Regions from separate parts of the Homo sapiens genome. Here region 2 is linked to region 1. A link is a loop called in an ENCODE intact Hi-C map of the cell type or tissue named here. Cell type or tissue: prostate gland. All regions are shown on one strand.

Region 1 (8,000 bases):
CCCCTCGACCCGGAGGTTGCCTGGCCTGAGGGTGTTCTAGAGAGAGAGACCAGGGAGTAGCCACCTCGGACCCTCTTGCCGATCTCAAAGGATGTGGAAACACTTCTCAGCCTCAGGCTCATGTTATCCTAATGCCCAGCTGGCTGACATTCCCCAAATTTCCCAGCCTGTTTTGGCAACAGGAGCAGTGCTTAGGAGATTCTAGGGGTCTGAGTTGTAGAGGCCTGGAGAGTGGGTGGGGGAGGCCCAGGAATCAGGATATCCTGAAACTGCGTGGTGCTGGGTTAGGAAATGCCACCTCCCCCCAGAACTGAGCACCCACCCACTTGCTCTGGCCCAGGAGAAATCCCTCCTCCCATGTCACCAGCAACCCCGTGTGTGACATCAATGCTCATCTGCAAAGGTGGCCCCTTCCTCAAACAATCTGCATTAAAAAAATGCCATGAGTGCCACTGATGATTGGAAAAGGCCCAAATACCACCCAGCTTGGATGAATTTTTTTTTTTTTTTTGAGACGGAGTCTCGCTCTGTCATCCAGGCTGGAGTGCAGTGGTGCAATCTCGGCTCACTGCAAGCTCCGTCTCCTGGGTTCACGCCATTCTCCTGCCTCAGCCTCCCAAGTAGCTGGGACTACAGGCGCCCACCATCACGCCCGGCTAATTTTTTGTACATTTAGTAGAGACAGGGTTTCACCATGTTAGCCACGATGGTCTCGATCTCCTGACCTCGTGATCCACCCGCCTTGGCCTCCCAAAGTGCTGGGATTACAGGCGTGAGCCATCACGCCTGGCTGTATGAATTCTTTTTGTGAAACAGAATGAAGTCTCCAGCCTCCATCCCTCCTAACAGTGCTGTAAAGCCATGAAGCTGGGCACCTGGGCCGCTGGGCTCACACAGACAGGGAGGCTGCAGGCAGGTGAGCCCTGGGGCCAGGGTCAGGGCTCTGAACACAGGGAGAGCCCCTGGTGTACTTGGAAAGGTGCATGGCAAGCCTGAGTTCGTGGCTCATCGCCTGTAATCCTAGCACTTTGGGAGGCTGAGGTGGGCGGTTCGCTTGAGCTCAGGCGTTTGAGACTAGCCTGGGCAACATAGTGAAACCTTATTTCTACCAAAAAAAAAAAAAAAAAAATTAGCTGGGTGTGGTGGTGTGCACCTGTAGTCCCAGCTACTCGGGAGCTGAGGTGGGAGGATTGCTTGAGCCTAGGAGGTGGGGGTTGCAGTAAGCTGAGATTGTGCCACTGCACTCCAGCTTGAGACACAGAGCGAGACCCTGTCTCAAAGAAAAAAGAAACAAACCCAAAAACCAAAAAGAAAGGCGCATGGCAGGCCGGTGCTTGGGGACCAGTGCCCCCTGGATCTGCCGGAAGTGTGTGTTCTTAAAAAACACGCATAGCTGGAATTCATTTCAAGCTCCACAGTTTCCCTCTAGTGTTTTTGCTCAGGGCCAGGCTGTATCTGAGGCCGGACTGGCACTTTACTAAAGGGCAGTGGCCTCTCCGAGCAGCTCGCCAAAGGTACCACAAGGGCCTCATCCACAGCCTCCTGGCCTCTAACGTGCCATCCCCCTGGCTCCTCACAGGTTACCTGTGCTTGTACATGGAGAAGGATGAGATGCTGGGAGCCACCCTCATCCTGGCATGGGTCCCCAACTCTCGCATCCAGAGGCAGGACGAGGAGGCCCTGCGCTACATCACACCCGAGAGCTCCCCCGTTCGCAAGGCACCCCGCCCTCGGGGCCGGCGCACCCGGAGCTCAGGAGCCTCCCACCAGCCCTCCCCGACGGAGCTGCGGCCTACCCTGACCCCCAAAGATGAGGACATCCTGGTGGTGGCCCAGAGTGTTCCAGACCGCATGCTCGCCAGCCCTGCGCCAGAGGATGAGGAGAAGCTGGCGCAGGGCTTGGGGGTGGATGGTGCCCAGCCAGCCTCGCAGCCTGCTTGCAGCCCCTCCGGGATCTTGTCGACGGTCAGTCCGCAGGATGTCACCGAGGAGGGGCGGGAGCCGCGGCCCGAGGCCGGGGAGGAGGATGGCTCTTTGGAACTGTCAGCCGAGGGCGTGAGCAGAGACAGCTCCTTTGACTCAGACTCAGACACCTTCTCCTCGCCCTTCTGCCTCTCGCCCATCAGCGCGGCGCTGGCCGAGAGCCGCGGCTCCGTGTTTCTGGAAAGTGACAGCAGGTGAGTTCCTGGTTCTGGGCGTGGGCTCTCGGGAGGCCCCCAAGGCCTGACCTGGGCAGGAAGCACTCACCTGCGTCACCTGTGATGCCAGGTGAGCGCTGGAGGCATCTGCCCGACCTGCCCGCGGCTGTGGCCGTGGCTGTGGCAGGAGCCCCTCCCTGAGGCAAGGGCTTCAGCAGGGAGTCCCCACTTTACACCCCACTGAGAGGACTGTGAAGGGTGCGTCGGGGTGTCCACATTCTTCTCTCTCCTTGAGACTCACTAGGACTAAACAGGCCCTACCAGGTCTGATGGGCCCATGACCAAGGCTAAGCCCCCGGGAGTCCTGGTCCCTTCTGTTCCCATCACCGGAGGGGCAGGAGATTTTCAGTCCCCAAGCGAGTGCCCAAGAGGCCCGGGTGGCATCATTAGGCTCACGCACAGGGCTGGCCCAAGCCCAGATGTGCTGGTCTCCAGCTCCCCGCTCTGCCCTGCAGCCCACTGGGCACGTGACCTGGCCCCCTGTGGTCCCCGGAGGCTTCAGCCTCCCTCTTTCTCATAGCTGTGGAGGATGGATGTAGTCCCGGGGCAGTGTTGACCATATTCACCCGACTTGGCAGCCGCTATGCACCCTGGGGAGTCCAGCCAGAGTATCTGGACTCCTTGCTGGCCACACTTGCAGGAGCTAGAGTTGGGCCCGTGCCCTGCGGTGGGTTCCCTGGGCCTTGGAACCCAAAGAGACCTTCCTGAGTGGGGAGGGTTGCATGGTGCCACGAGGGCCCTCATGGCCTTGGGGTGAGTGCCCGTGTGGTCGCATAAGCCCGGAGCCCCAGAGCCAGCACAGGGGGCCTGCATCCGACTTCCACAGCCCCTTCCTATGCCCCGGCTGTGGTCCTTACGCTCATTAGATTTCTGGGCAAATAATGGTGGTGACCACAGACAACAGTAAGAGCCGACATCAGTCAGCGAGCAGGTCATTAACTGTTGAGCTCGTGGTGTGAGCCGGGCGCATGCTGGACGTGGGTGGTCTGGGTCTCGCCTGGGCGCTGGACACCGTGGGCTATGGATGGTACGTGTGTGCTTTCCACAGCCCCACGCCCCGTGAGGTGGGCCCTCCTATTATCCCCTGCTATCGAAGGGGAAAGGGCGGCTCGGAGAAGGTCAGCAGCTTGCCAGGGGTCTCCCAGCCAGTGCCCGGGCCAAGCTGGGATGTGAACCCAGCTGGGTCTGCCCCAGGGCTGCAGCATAAAAGGTCACCCCAGGCCGATTAAGCCGGGGAGTGGTGGGGCATGAAGTAAGGACACAGGCTTTGCTGGCCTCAGCAGGGGTGACTGTGGGACGGGTTCTTCCCTGATTTTATCCCTCCAGTAAAGATGCAGTCCATTAGAGCCCCAGGGTGAACCGATAACATTCATCTCAGTTATTGGAGAGTGCAGATAAAAGGAAGCCGTGAGCCGTAACTGAGGACTCCAGGTGCCAGGAGGCTTGCTGAGCTGGGTGGCGTCAGGCGCCAGGGAACCCGAGGAGGTGTGGGGGAGGCGGGGCCCGAACTCTGGTCCTGGCCTGGGTCCCGCAGGCCGGACTCAGTCGGAGCTCCCCCTGGTGGTGCCAGGCCAACAGTGCAGCAGAACCTGCAGGCGTCCCCGTGTCCCTGCATCCCCAGGGCCCAGGCGAGGGGAAGGTCCCAGTTGTGTCTCAGAGAGGTGGTGGGGTTGGCCCACGGTCTTGGGGCTGAGGATTCTGTGGCAGAACCACAACCAGAAGCTGGCCGGTCAGCTCTCTGTCCCGCAGCCCCATCTCGTAGGGAGCTCAAGTTTAGGAGTTAGGGAGTTGAGTGCCGGTTGAGTCCTGGCATCACTGGTTAGTGTGAACCTGGGAAATTCTTTCTTTTCTTGGAGCCTCGGTTTCCCTGTTTGTAAGATGAGGCTGGTAATATCCACTTTCTGGGGGTATTGTGAGAATGCACCCCGGTTCGCTTTTCCCCGCCCTTCGCCTTGCTGGTTCTTCAACCTGGCTGCATGTGGGGGTTCCTGGGGGAGCCTTTAGACGCTGATGCCCAGGTCCCTCCAGGTTCTTCTAGAGCAGTGATTCTCACCCGGGGCCGAGTCTGTGCCCAGGGGGTGTATGGCAATGCCAGGAGACACTTTTTTTTTTTTTTTATCACAACTGAGGGTGGGGATGTATTGGCATCAGTGGGCAGCGGACAGGCGTGCTGTGCACTCACTCTGGAAGCCAGGCTGTCCCTCTGCCTGGGACCCACCGGGGGCCGCCCATCATTTTCAGGATGAAGCACCATCTCCTTCACTCGGGGTCCAAGGCCCATCACCATCTGGCCCTGCTGAGCGATGCTGCCTGCCTCCCCACCCCCCACTGTGCACACCTCCAAGTTCGTCGTCCTCTCTGCCTCTAGATCTTGTGGGGCTCTCTCTGCCTCATGCCTTTGGCTAGGGATCCCCTCTACCTAGGCTTCCTCCTTCCCCTCTCTCCTAACCGGCCAGCTTATATGTTTGAGACTCAGCTCCTGGGGCGAGGCACCTTCATGTCAGCTTTTGGGGGAGGCTTCTCTATTCCCCCGAACCCTGGGCTGAGGAGGGCCCTCCCCATGGCCCCCTTCTCTGCTCTGACACTCGAGTCCCCACTGAGACACCCTGTCCGCCTGTCCGTCCCCAGCTGCTGGGAGGCAGATGGTGGTGAAGGAGTAAATTTTGGGGTCCGACAGATCTGTTTCCAGTCCTGGCATCATCCTGAGTTATGTGTGATCTTGTGGCCATTACCTCCCACATCCAAAACGCAGATGCCTCACGGGTGTGAAGTGCGGCCAAGAACCCCCTTGTAGGGCAGAGTCGGCGTGAGGGTTGAGCACCAGCCTGGGGTATGGGGTCAGCGAGCCTGGCCTGGGACTCGTCCCCACCCGGAGACCGTGCTGGGGGGTGCTTACCACAGCCCGGCCCTGCTCCTGATGAAGGCTCAGAAAATGCCTCTTGGCCACATGGCCGCGGGCTCGGTGTGGCTCGCACCTCAGGCCTGTGTCAGCCCGGTCCAGGGGAGGCTCGCTGAACGTGGCGAGTTGCAGCTTTGTGCTGGGACGAGGTGGATGTGGATGGGACTCTCCCCACCCCGCCAGAAGCGTGTGCTTCAGTGCAAGGCTGGAGTGAAAACAGCCTGTCTCCAAGACAGACTGCTGAGAGCTTTCTTTTTATTTTTAAAAAGTAGATATGGAGGCCGGGCACTGTGACTCACGCCTGTAATCCCAGCACTTTGGGAGGCCAAGGTGGGTGGATTGCTTGAGCCTAGGAGTTCAAGACCAGCCTGGGGAAAATGGCAAAACCTCATCTCTATAAAAAATACATAAAAATTAGCTGGGCATAGTGGTGCATGCCTATGGTCCCAGCTACTCAGGAGGCTGAGGCAGGAGGATGGCTTAAGCCTGGGAGGTGAAGGCTGCAGTGAGCTGTGATCATGCCACTGCACTCCAGCCTGGGTGACAGAGAGATACTCTGTCTGGAAAAAAAAAAAGAAAGAAAGAAAAAGAAAAGCAGACATGGATTCTGAAAGGGGCTGGGCGAGCCCTGGAATCTGCATTTCCCTGGTCTTTCCTTGCTCCTGTGCGCTTCTGGCCCCCACCACATGGTAGACCCAGGAAGCAGAGGTGGTGCTCCTTGCCCCATCCCCATCCCCCGGGGCCTTCGTATGATGGGACTGGAGATCCTTGGCTAAGGTGGTTAATTGTCCTAGACGCTGTAGAGCAGGCGTCCCCAGCCCGGCTGCCCATGAGAATGCCCTGGGCAGCTTTAAAAATCCTGATGCCCAGGCTGCACCCAGACCAATTAAACTAGGATCGCTGGGGTGGCGCCCAGGCATGGGAATGTTTTGAACTTCCTGGGGGTTTCTGAAGTGCACGTAGCGTTGAGAACCCCTGCTGTGAAGGGGCTGAGAGAGAGAGAGAGAGAGAGAAAGAAAGAGAGAAAGAGAGCGAGAGAGCGAGAGAGAGCGAGAGCGCTCCTGGTGCTCTGGGGTGGGGAGGGGTGTCAGGGCCGAGGACCCCAGATGACTGGCCATCCCGCCAGGCAGGGGTGTTGGTGAGGACTCGGGTGCACCCATCGCCACTCTGAGCGGTGGGGCGTCTATTAATAATTAACCCGGAGTTGAGTCCCCCCGGAGGGCAGAGCAGGTAGGCTGGCTCGAGGGTCCCCTCTAGTGGTGGATCTGAAGAACTGCATGTGCAGGCTGCGTGTCTGGCTGAGATTGGCCAGGAGGGACAACTCCCCCACCCCACCCCGGGGGCCTAGGGTCCCCCAGGTATATGGTTATTTGGCAAGTAGTTCACAGAAGAGCTTAGGGGTTAGAAATGGCAGTATCCCCCGGGCTGCCCACATTCGTGTGCTACCTGTAGAGTATGGCCAGGTGGGGTCTGCATGCTGGAAGGTGAGCCCACCTACTAAACCCAGAGGTCTCCTTTGGAAGCCCCAGGCCCCAGGCCCCAGTCCAGCGACGGCCTGGAAATCCTTGACCAAGTGAGTATTCGAGGCTGACTTGGGGGATGGGGTGATACGGAGAGCTGCTGTCGCCAATGCGTCGTCCTGCCTCCCCGCCCTGAGACCCCAAGACCCTGAGCTTCCCCGAGCCGGGGGTGAGCCCTGGGCTATCTTGGTCCTGTGCCCTCCTCAGTGTCAGAAAGCAAGGCTCTCGGGTGTGCTGGGGAGGGTGACCACCAAGCGCGACTGGTCATCCTGCCCTTGGTTTCTGTGCTGGAAGCTACCGTCCAGCCTAAAAGGCCAGTTGGGCGAGGGTGTGGAATAACGGGGCGCCATGGGGCTGGTACCGTGTCCACTGACCCTGCCCCGGGGATGTGCATTGGTGACCTGGATAAAGAACTGAAACAAGCCTGGGCAACATAGCGAGACCCCGTCTCTACCAAAAAGAAAAAAAAATTAGCTGGGTGTGGTGGTGCACACCTTTAATCCAAGCTGCTACTCCGGAGGCTGAGGCAGGAGGACTGCTTGAGCCTGGGAGGTGGAGGCTGCAGTGAGCCATGATCGCACCAGTGCACTCAAGCCTGGGTGACAGAGTGAGACCTTGTCAAAAACAAAAACAACAACAACAAAAACAAGAACAACAAAAACACCAGATTCTGCTCCCTAAGTGAAAATGTCTCCTCTGGACCTCATCCTAAGAAAGAATCCAAATTACAGATAGAAAGGCCAAAGTGGCCGGCACGTGGCTTAAGCCTGTAATTCCAGCGCTTTGGGAGGCTAAGGTGGGCAGATCACTTGAGGTTGGCAGTTGGAGGCCAGCGTGGTCAACACCGTAAAACCCCATCTCAACTAAAAATACAAAAATTAGTTCAGCATGGTGGCACATGCCTGTAATCCCAGCTACTTGGGAAGCTCAGGCACGAGAATCGCTTGAACTTGGGAGGCAGAGGTTGCAGTGAGCCGAGATGGTGCCCCTGCACTCCAGCCTGGGTGACAGAGCTAGACCTTGTCTCAAAAGAAAATAAAAGTAGAAAGACAAACGCTTCTGCATGAAGATGTTCATCGTGGTATTCCTTACAGTGGGGAAAAAGGAGCAGAACATAAGAATCCAACGGCAGAGGAGGTGGACCGACTAAGGTCCCTCTAAGGTCCCTCTGTTGGATCAGGGAGTTTTCAAACCTGGGCTCACGAACCCCTGAGATCTTACCCCACTTTTTTTTATATGAGGAGGAGGCACCATCTGACTTCCCAGAAGGTCTGTGACCTGTAAAACGTTCAGAAGCTCGGTGCTGCCAGATAGGAGAAGATGTGGTATTGACAAGGACTGTCAAATGGTCCATGCAGTGTTGCAGTGTGGAAATTTAGAGTG
Region 2 (8,000 bases), 74 kb before region 1:
CTCAGCCTTTTGATTTCAAGCTCCAGGGGCCCCACTTCTTCCCCCTAGACCGGATATTCATCAAAAAGCAAAATTAGGGCTGGGCGCAGTGACTCACGCCTGTAATTCCAGCACTTTGGGAGGCTGAGGCGGGTGGATCACCCGAGGTCAGGAGTTCAAGACCAGCCTGGCCAACAGGGTGAAACCCCGTCTCTACCCAAAATACAAAAATTAGCCAGGTGTGCTGGTGCACACCTGTGGTCCCAGCTACTTGGAAGGCTGAGGCAGGAGAATCGCTTGAACTCAGGAGGCAGATGTGCAGTGAGCAAGATGGCACCACTGCACTCCAGCCTGGGCAATAGAGCAAGACTCCGTCTCAGAAAAAAAAAAAAAAAAAAAAAGCAAAATTAGCCTTCTTGGGCTCAAAGGTCTTTGTGAGTGGGCTGCAGAGGGCCTGGAACCCTGAGGTCATGAAACTGGACGAAGGCCGAGGGGCTCAAGTTAGCTCTCAGCAGGGCCGCAAGCCACAGACCCCGCTGGAGGAAATATGGCTAAGGGGCTCTGGAGCCCCCTCTAGCTTCCCCATGGTGGGTGCGCTGGCAGGGTGGGTGGGGCCTCTGGAACCCAAAGGGGCTTTGAGAGTACAGGGACCTGGATGACGTATATGGCATCAGGCCTCAAACGCATTAGGCCACTTTTCTTAGAGCAGCAGAATATTTCGTGCTGGGTGAAAATTATTTGGAATTCAGACTTCAGTGGCCTTGAATAACATCTGATTGGACACAGCCGTGCCCATTCCTTTACGTTTTACCTATGCTCCTTCTCGCTATGGAGGCAGAGCCGTGTCACTGCCAGAGAGACCAACTGGCCACAAAGCCGGAATACTCTCTGGCCTTGTGCAGAAAAATGTGACTTAGAGCGCTTGGCACACGTGCCATTTTGTCTGTAAAGCAGGTAGGGAAAGAGGCAGTTCTGTGCCTTCCAGGAGTTCATGTCTGACCGTGGGGGATCTGAGGGGGCTCTGCCCCACCAGGCACCACAGTCAGCCGGGGACCACGTCTCCCTGCCTGGGACCTCACCCCCAGCTCGGAGACCATCCGCTCCAGCTGCTTGTTGAGGAAGTTGATGAGCCCTTGCTTCCTCTCGATCAGGATCGTGCGCCGGGAGATCTCGCTCTGGCTGTTGGTGATGAGCTCGTTGACTTTCTTCACGTCCTGGTCCAGCTCCACCAGGGTCTTCTGGTGTGCGTCCAGCCTGCTGCTGGTGTGTGTGATGTCCAGGGTGGTCTGGGCAATGTCACCGTTGATTTTGGAAAGATGTGTCATCTGAATTGATGAAAAGAAATACCTGTGAATATTGCCCCCACCCAAGGCCCGGGACGAGTTTGCTGATCCACCGTTCCCTGACGGTCGGGATGTTCCTCTGGAGATATTCCAAACGCACAGTCACGAGTGCAGGAGGCTGGATTTCCCACTGTCTCCAGGACCCAGCAAGGGACCTACTTGTTGGAACCCAGATGTTGGCTTTTTACAGAAAAGAGAGATCATGGTATTAGCTTTTCTTATTGATGTGGTTTGGCTGTGTCCCCACTCACATCTCATCTTGAATTGTGTCCCCATAATCCCACATGTCAAGGGAGGGCCCCTGTGGGAGGTGACTGGACCATGGGGGCCGCTACCCCCATGCTGTTCTCATGATAGTGAGTTCTCATGAGATCTGATGGTTTTGTGTGTTTGACGGTTCCTGCTTCACACACACTCTCTCTCCTGCTGCCTTGTGAAGGAGGTGCCTGTTTCGCCTTTTGCCATGATTGTAAGTTTCCTGAGGCCTCCCCAGCCATGCAGAACTGTCAGTCAATTAAACCTCTTTCCTTTATCAGTTATCCAGTCTTAGGTATTTCCTACAGCAGTGTGAGATCAGACTAACACACTTCTTAAATCGTAGCACACACATTGTGAGGAAATGTGAAAATACAGGCCAGGACAGAGAACACATTCAATTGCCTGCAATTCTGACACAAGTTAGCTACCATTCCCATCTGAATCCATTTTTCCTCCCAGTCTTTTCTATATAATTCTCCAAAATAAAAATAGGATCACACCCTACACACTGGGTGCTAACCTGCTTTTTAATCTGGTAAGTCGGGTCTTATGTTCCTGTGCTCTGTAAGCTGTAATGGCTGTGCTGTACTCTATCACATTTGCAGCATAGTTTATGAAGCAAGAAGCAATTGTTAGACACTGGTTCCTCCATGCGTTCTGACCCCTCCTGCTGTCCGGCAGGTCTGAGCCGCCAGTGCTGGCCTCCTCTGTGGGCTCTTTGGAGGCATTAGACAGACTTTGGATCCCTTCTGGCAACGGGGGGTTTATCGAGAGGACGTTTGTGATAATCAGGAGTGAGGCAGTGGCAGTCACAGCTGCAATGGTGTGGCCAAAGCTGCTCTGGGAACAGGGAGATGCTGTCACCACCAGGACAGGGTCCTCTTCCCCAGGGCATGGTTCTAACAGGTGGCCTCGGGCCCTGTGTCTGCCCTGAGCACCCCTGCCCGTCGGCTCCTGCCACACAAGGCCTTGGCTCTCTCACGACTGTGGCTCCTGCCTACCCCAGCCTCCTCAGGGCCATCTGAGCTTCTCCTCCCGCCACGCCTGTGGGCTCCATGTCTCTCACTGGCCACCACGGGCGGCTTCCCAGGAGACCCAATGTCCCCAGGTGGTGGAACCCAGACCCTGCCCACCTGGAGTGGAAGCTTCCGGCATCTGGAGTTGTGTGGCAATGTCAGCTCGCAGCCTCCTCCTCTGCCAAGTTCACCCTGAGATCTGGGCCCCCCAAGGACTCCCTGCCTCCCCCCTCCCCAACTGCCCTGCAGGGGCTATGGCTCCAAGTCCCCTTCAGTCCCTCCCCGTCACAGCCGGGCCTGCACCCCCGCTCCACTCCTGGCTGTTTGTGGTCTCTGTGGAGCCCACCCTGGCTCCCCCTAGGCATCTACACCATCCCTGGATTAACTGCCTGGACCCCGTGGTTGACCCCAGCTCCGGATGGGTGGTCCCGCCCATCCACACTTTGCTCCTCCTCCCAGATATGCCTCCCCACCCCACCTTCTATCAGCCCATGAGGCTTTGAGCAGTTCAAACATCGTGTCGGGGGTACTCTTTTCAGCAGCTGGACTGGCATCGGTTGGAAAATTGTCGTAATAGACGAATGTGTTGGTCCAAGACTCTTTGCTGCCCTCTTCTGGAAACTGGCAGCAAAACACGTATGACCTATCGGGCTGCCCAGACAGGGGCTCGGCGGGGGCCCGGGGGCCTGGGGATTGGGAACTGGACTTGGCTGGTAGCAGCACGGCTGGATGGGCTCCTTCACACCCACCACGCCCTTCAGCTCTGCCTGGCCAGCTCCTTTCCCACCCCTCAGGAGGGCAAAACCGGCAGAGCTTGGCATCGGGAATCTGTCACCCTCCTCTGAGACTAAAATGGGGACTGTTGGGCAGGCCCCACTGCTAGGATGTGCTCTGGAAATGGTGGAGCCTGTGGTAGCCTCTGGGGGTCCTCCAAAGGGGCCTGCTTGAGGCGGGGTGTTGGGGAGGCGGTCACCCCTCGGGAAGAGGCAAAGAAAAAACAATTCAAGTAAGGAATTGTTTTTTCTAAGGACACAAGTCCCCTCCACCCCCACCACAGGTGATAAAGGATAAAGCAAGATCCCAGGGGATGCGAACATGAGCTCACAATTGGGGGTTCCCTGCCATGGACGTCGAAGTCACACTCCAGGTCCCCCCAGGGAAATCAGCCTTTGGCTGGCAGCTGGCCATGCGGTGGCTCACGCCTGGCCTATTTCTAGGTTTTCTACAGTAAAAATGTATCACCCTTACAACCTGAACACCATGGAAAGGAGTGAGCACAGGAGGGCCCTCTGCTCACACTGACTCCGCCCTCTCCGCCTCCAGGACGGCTTGCCCTCATATGCCCAGGCTGCAGGGGGCTTCGCACAGCCCCTCCCTGGGGCAGGGGCCTACCATGTTGGTCTTCTCCTTCTGCAGCCTCAGGATGAGCTGGTTGAAGTATTTGGTGGTCTTGTTGGAGGTCATGTGCTCCTGCAGCTTCTCCCGGATGGCAGCATCCGTCTTCCTCCTGAGCTCCAGCTCGCCCTGGATGGCTTGGCGGATGGCCTGCAACTCCTCCGTGAGTATCATTTGTTCCTGGAGACAAGGAGCCACAGGGTGCACGTGCCTGAAGAGGCACCACCGTGCGCCAGGTGTGACCTGTGGGGCGGGCCCGGCCTCACCAGCTGGTCCTGGCTGAGGGCATCCTCTGTGTCCTGCAGGGTGAGCCTGTAGGTATTGAACTGGCTCTGCAGGGCCACCTGCTTGGTCAGGCACTGGGTGGTGAGCTTCTGCAGCAGTGTGGCTTCCGTCTCTGTCCGGTTCAGGATGCTCGCCAGCTTCTCGTTCTTTTCTTCCTCCTTCATGATGGATTTCTTATAGGCCTCAATCTCGCCGTCGGTGGATTTGGCTTGATGCTGGCATCCTCTGTAGAAATGCAGCGGGGAGAGCCAGTTACGTGTGAGACATCAGAGAGCCAGTGCACAGAGCTGCGCCCCACACGAGGGAGCTCACTAAGGCGAACTCAATGCACAGAGAAATAAATTAGGAAGCCAACTCTTATTTATTTATTTATTTATTTATTTTTTGAGACAGAGTCTCACTCTGTAACCCAGGCTGAAATACAGTGGTGCGATCTCGGTTCACTGCAACCTCCGCCTGCCGGGTTCAAGCGAGTCTCATGCCTCAACCTCTTGAGTGGCTGGGATTACAGGTGTGCGCCACCATGCCCGGCTAATTTTTAAACTCTATTTGTAGAGATGGGGTTTCACCGTGTTGCCCAGGCTGGTCTCCAACTCCTGAGCTCAAGCAATGTGCCTGCCTTGGCCTCCCAAAGTGCTGGGATTACAGGTGTGAGCCGCTGCACCCAGCAGGAAACCAACTCTTTTAATAGCAGCCAAATCTTTAAAAAATTTTTATGGATAGATTGGCACATATTTGAGAGGTACATGCGATATTTTGACACAAGCATACAGCATGTCATGATCAAATCAGGGGAACCGGCCATCTATCACCTCACACATGATCCTTCCTTCGTGTTGAGAACATTCCAAATCTTTTCCTCTAGCTATTCAGAAATATACACTAACTTACCGTGAACTGTAGTCACTGTGACATGCTATTGAACACTGGGCCTTGTTCCTTCTCCCTCACTGTATTTTTGCAGCCAATAGCCAAATCTTGACTATTATTTTCAAATAGATCAAGAGAACTATTATCTATTGAAAGCCCAAGTTGACAACTCTTTTGTACTGTGATTATGGGGAGAAGGAAAGTGACGCATGGGTCAGACGTTGGGCTAGGGGTTCTCATCTGCCCACCTTCCTTAACCATGACAATAATCCTAGGAAGGAAATAGTCCAGCTTTACAGATGTGGCCATTGAGACTCAGAGCATTTCAATCACTAGCCCAAGGTCTGCAGGAAACAGCGTGGCTGAGGGAACACCAGTGGGCCCACTTCAAATTCTATTGTCTTTCCCCTCGGCATGCTGCGATGAGATACCTGTAATTAACGTCAAGCTCTAAAACACAGATATCGGATAATCAGATCTAAAATACTGATTCAAATGAAATAATCAGATTCAAATCCTGTATTTGTTGGAGTGCAGAGGCACGATCTTGCCTCACTGCAACCTCTGCCTCCTGGGTTCAAGTCATTCTTACGCCTCAGCATGAGGATTTGAATTTTGTGTGTGTGAGGCATGTTTTCCTATTATTCTGAGATGTTCTGCGGTACTTTAAACATTCCTTTCATTCCTTTCTTTCTTTTTTTTTTTTTGAGACAGTCTCTCACTCTGTTACCCAGGCTAGAGTGCAATGGCATGATCTCAGCTCACTGCAGCCTCAAGCCACTCAAGTAGCTGGGATTACAGGTGTGTGCCACCATGCCCAGCTAATTTTTGTATTTTTGTAGAGATGGGGTTTCACCATGTTGGCCAGGCTGGTCTTGAACTCCTGACCTCAAGTGATCCACCTGCCTCGGCCTCCCAAAGTGTTGGAATTACAGGTGTGGGCCACTGCGCCTGGCCATCCAGTATTTTTTTTTTTGAGACAGAGTCTCGCTCTGCCACTCAGGCTGGAGTACAGTGGCGCGATCTCGGCTGACTGCAACCTCCTGGGTTCAAGCGATTCTCATGCCTCAGCTGCCTGAGTAGCTGGGACCACAGGCGTGTGCCACCATGCCTGCCTATTTTTTTTTTTTTTTGTATTTTTAGTAGAGACAGGGTTTCGCCCTGTTGGCCAGGCTGGTCTCGAACTCCTGACCTCAAGTGATCCACCTGCCTCAGCTTCCCAAAGTGATGGGATTACAGGCATGAGCCACCGTGCCTGGTGATCCAGTATCTATTTTTAATGTGTGTGGATATTTATTGATCCACTGATGAGATCAGAAAAAGCCAAAAAACAGGAAAGGGCCTCATTATGGATCGATGAGGATGATTAAATTATGGCACAGGCATCATTTAGAACACAGTGTGAAGAGAACTGCAAAGAACAACGGTGATTTCTATGTGTTCTGACATGGAATAACTCTAAGACACAGCACAAGAAACACCAAGCTGCAGAGCGGGACACACTAAGCGGCCGCGGGTGATTTTTAAGTGGAGAGATAAACACCCGAGAATAATGCATATGTATGAACGAAATCTATCTGGAAAGACCTTTATGAAACAGTAACAGGTTGCTTGGGAAAGAGAATTGAAAGACTGGGGAGAGATGTGAGAAAAATATGGAAGGTATTATTCTAGTCCAAGAAGAAAGTACTTTCTGACTATTTGAATAAAAACTTATTCAAAGGATAAGACACTATCAATAGAGAAAGGAAGCCTGGCCCACATGACAAAACCCCATCTCTACTAAAAATACAAAAAAAATTAGCCGGGCGTGGTGGTGTGTGGCTGTGTTCACAGCTACTTGGTACACTGAGGCATGAGAATCACTTGAACCCAGGAGGCGGATGTTGCAGTAAGCTGAGATTGTTCCGCTGCACTCCAGCCCAGGTGATAGAGCAAGACTCTGACTCAAAAAAAAAAAAAAAAAAAGATACTGATACTGGAGAGATTTGCCATGTCCATGAAGCAGAAGATTTAATATTATTAAGGCCTCAATTCTCTTCAAACTGATCTATGGATTCAATGTAATTTCAGTTACATCCCAGAAGGCATTTTTTCCCCAGAAATTGACAAGCAAGTTTTAAAATTTAAATGGAAACCTAAAGGACCTAGAGTAACCAAAATAATTTTGTAAAACAACATCAAAGACTCAGACTATCTGATTTCAAGATTTTCCATAAAGCTCTAGTTAGAAAGACAATGTGGTATTGGTGAAAGAATGACAAAAAGATCAACGGAACAGAATAGAGAGTCTGGAAACAGACACACACACACAATACATTGATCTTTGACAAAGGTGTCACAGGATTTCAATACGGAAAGGACAGTCTTTTCAACAAGTGGTGCTGGGACAACTAGAGAGAGACACACAAAACCTGAGCCTGGACCCCGCTCATACCACAACAAACGTGAACTTGAAATGGACCAGATGCCTAAAAGCGAGACCTGGAAAACTTTAGTGGAAAACTTGGGAGAAAATCTTCGTGACCCTTAGACATTTCTTTTTCTTTCCTTTTTTTTTTTTTTTTTTTGAGACAGAGTCTCGCTCTGTTGCCCAGGCTGGAGTGCAGTGGCGTGATCTTGGCTCCCTGCAAGCTCCGCCTCCCAGGTTCATGCCATTCTCCTGCCTCACCCTCCCAAGTAGCTGGGACTACAGGCGCCCGCCACCACGCCCGGCTAATTTTTTGTATTTTTAGTAGAGATGGGGTTTCACCGTGTTAGCCAGGATGGTCTCAATCTCCTGACCTCGTGATCCGCCCACCTTGGCCTCCCAAAGTGCTGGGATTAGAGGCATGAGCCACACTGTGCCCGGCCT

The links. Hi-C counts contacts between places; a loop is a spot of excess contacts. Peaks named below come from ENCODE experiments on the same cell type or tissue, not always from the same donor. Only the 100,000 strongest peaks of a DNase experiment are listed, where the experiment ranks them.
Region 2: a loop joins it to region 1, with 4 times the contacts of the local background. A loop is called at or near these places in 46 of 110 quality-filtered maps.

Annotation. Positions count from the first base shown.
Region 1 is chr17:80,004,337-80,012,336 of GRCh38, reverse strand. TBC1D16 (TBC1 domain family member 16) reads left to right here. Exons shown (of 12, transcript NM_019020.4): 3 at 1,580-2,177. Among named protein-coding and RNA genes, the nearest start is that of TBC1D16, 28 kb to the left of the region's middle. In prostate gland, CTCF peaks have their summits at 3,753 (motif pointing left), 6,157 and 6,356 (motif pointing left); DNase peaks (open chromatin) are centred at 3,686 and 6,361; H3K27ac peaks cover 2,500 bases.
Region 2 is chr17:80,078,047-80,086,046 of GRCh38, reverse strand. CCDC40 (coiled-coil domain 40 molecular ruler complex subunit) reads right to left here. Exons shown (of 20, transcript NM_017950.4): 11 at 4,258-4,501; 12 at 3,989-4,171; 13 at 1,059-1,304; 14 at 1-44. Among named protein-coding and RNA genes, the nearest start is that of MIR1268B, 17 kb to the left of the region's middle. RefSeq lists an enhancer at 3,090-3,591. In prostate gland, a CTCF peak has its summit at 3,217 (motif pointing left); a DNase peak (open chromatin) is centred at 3,206.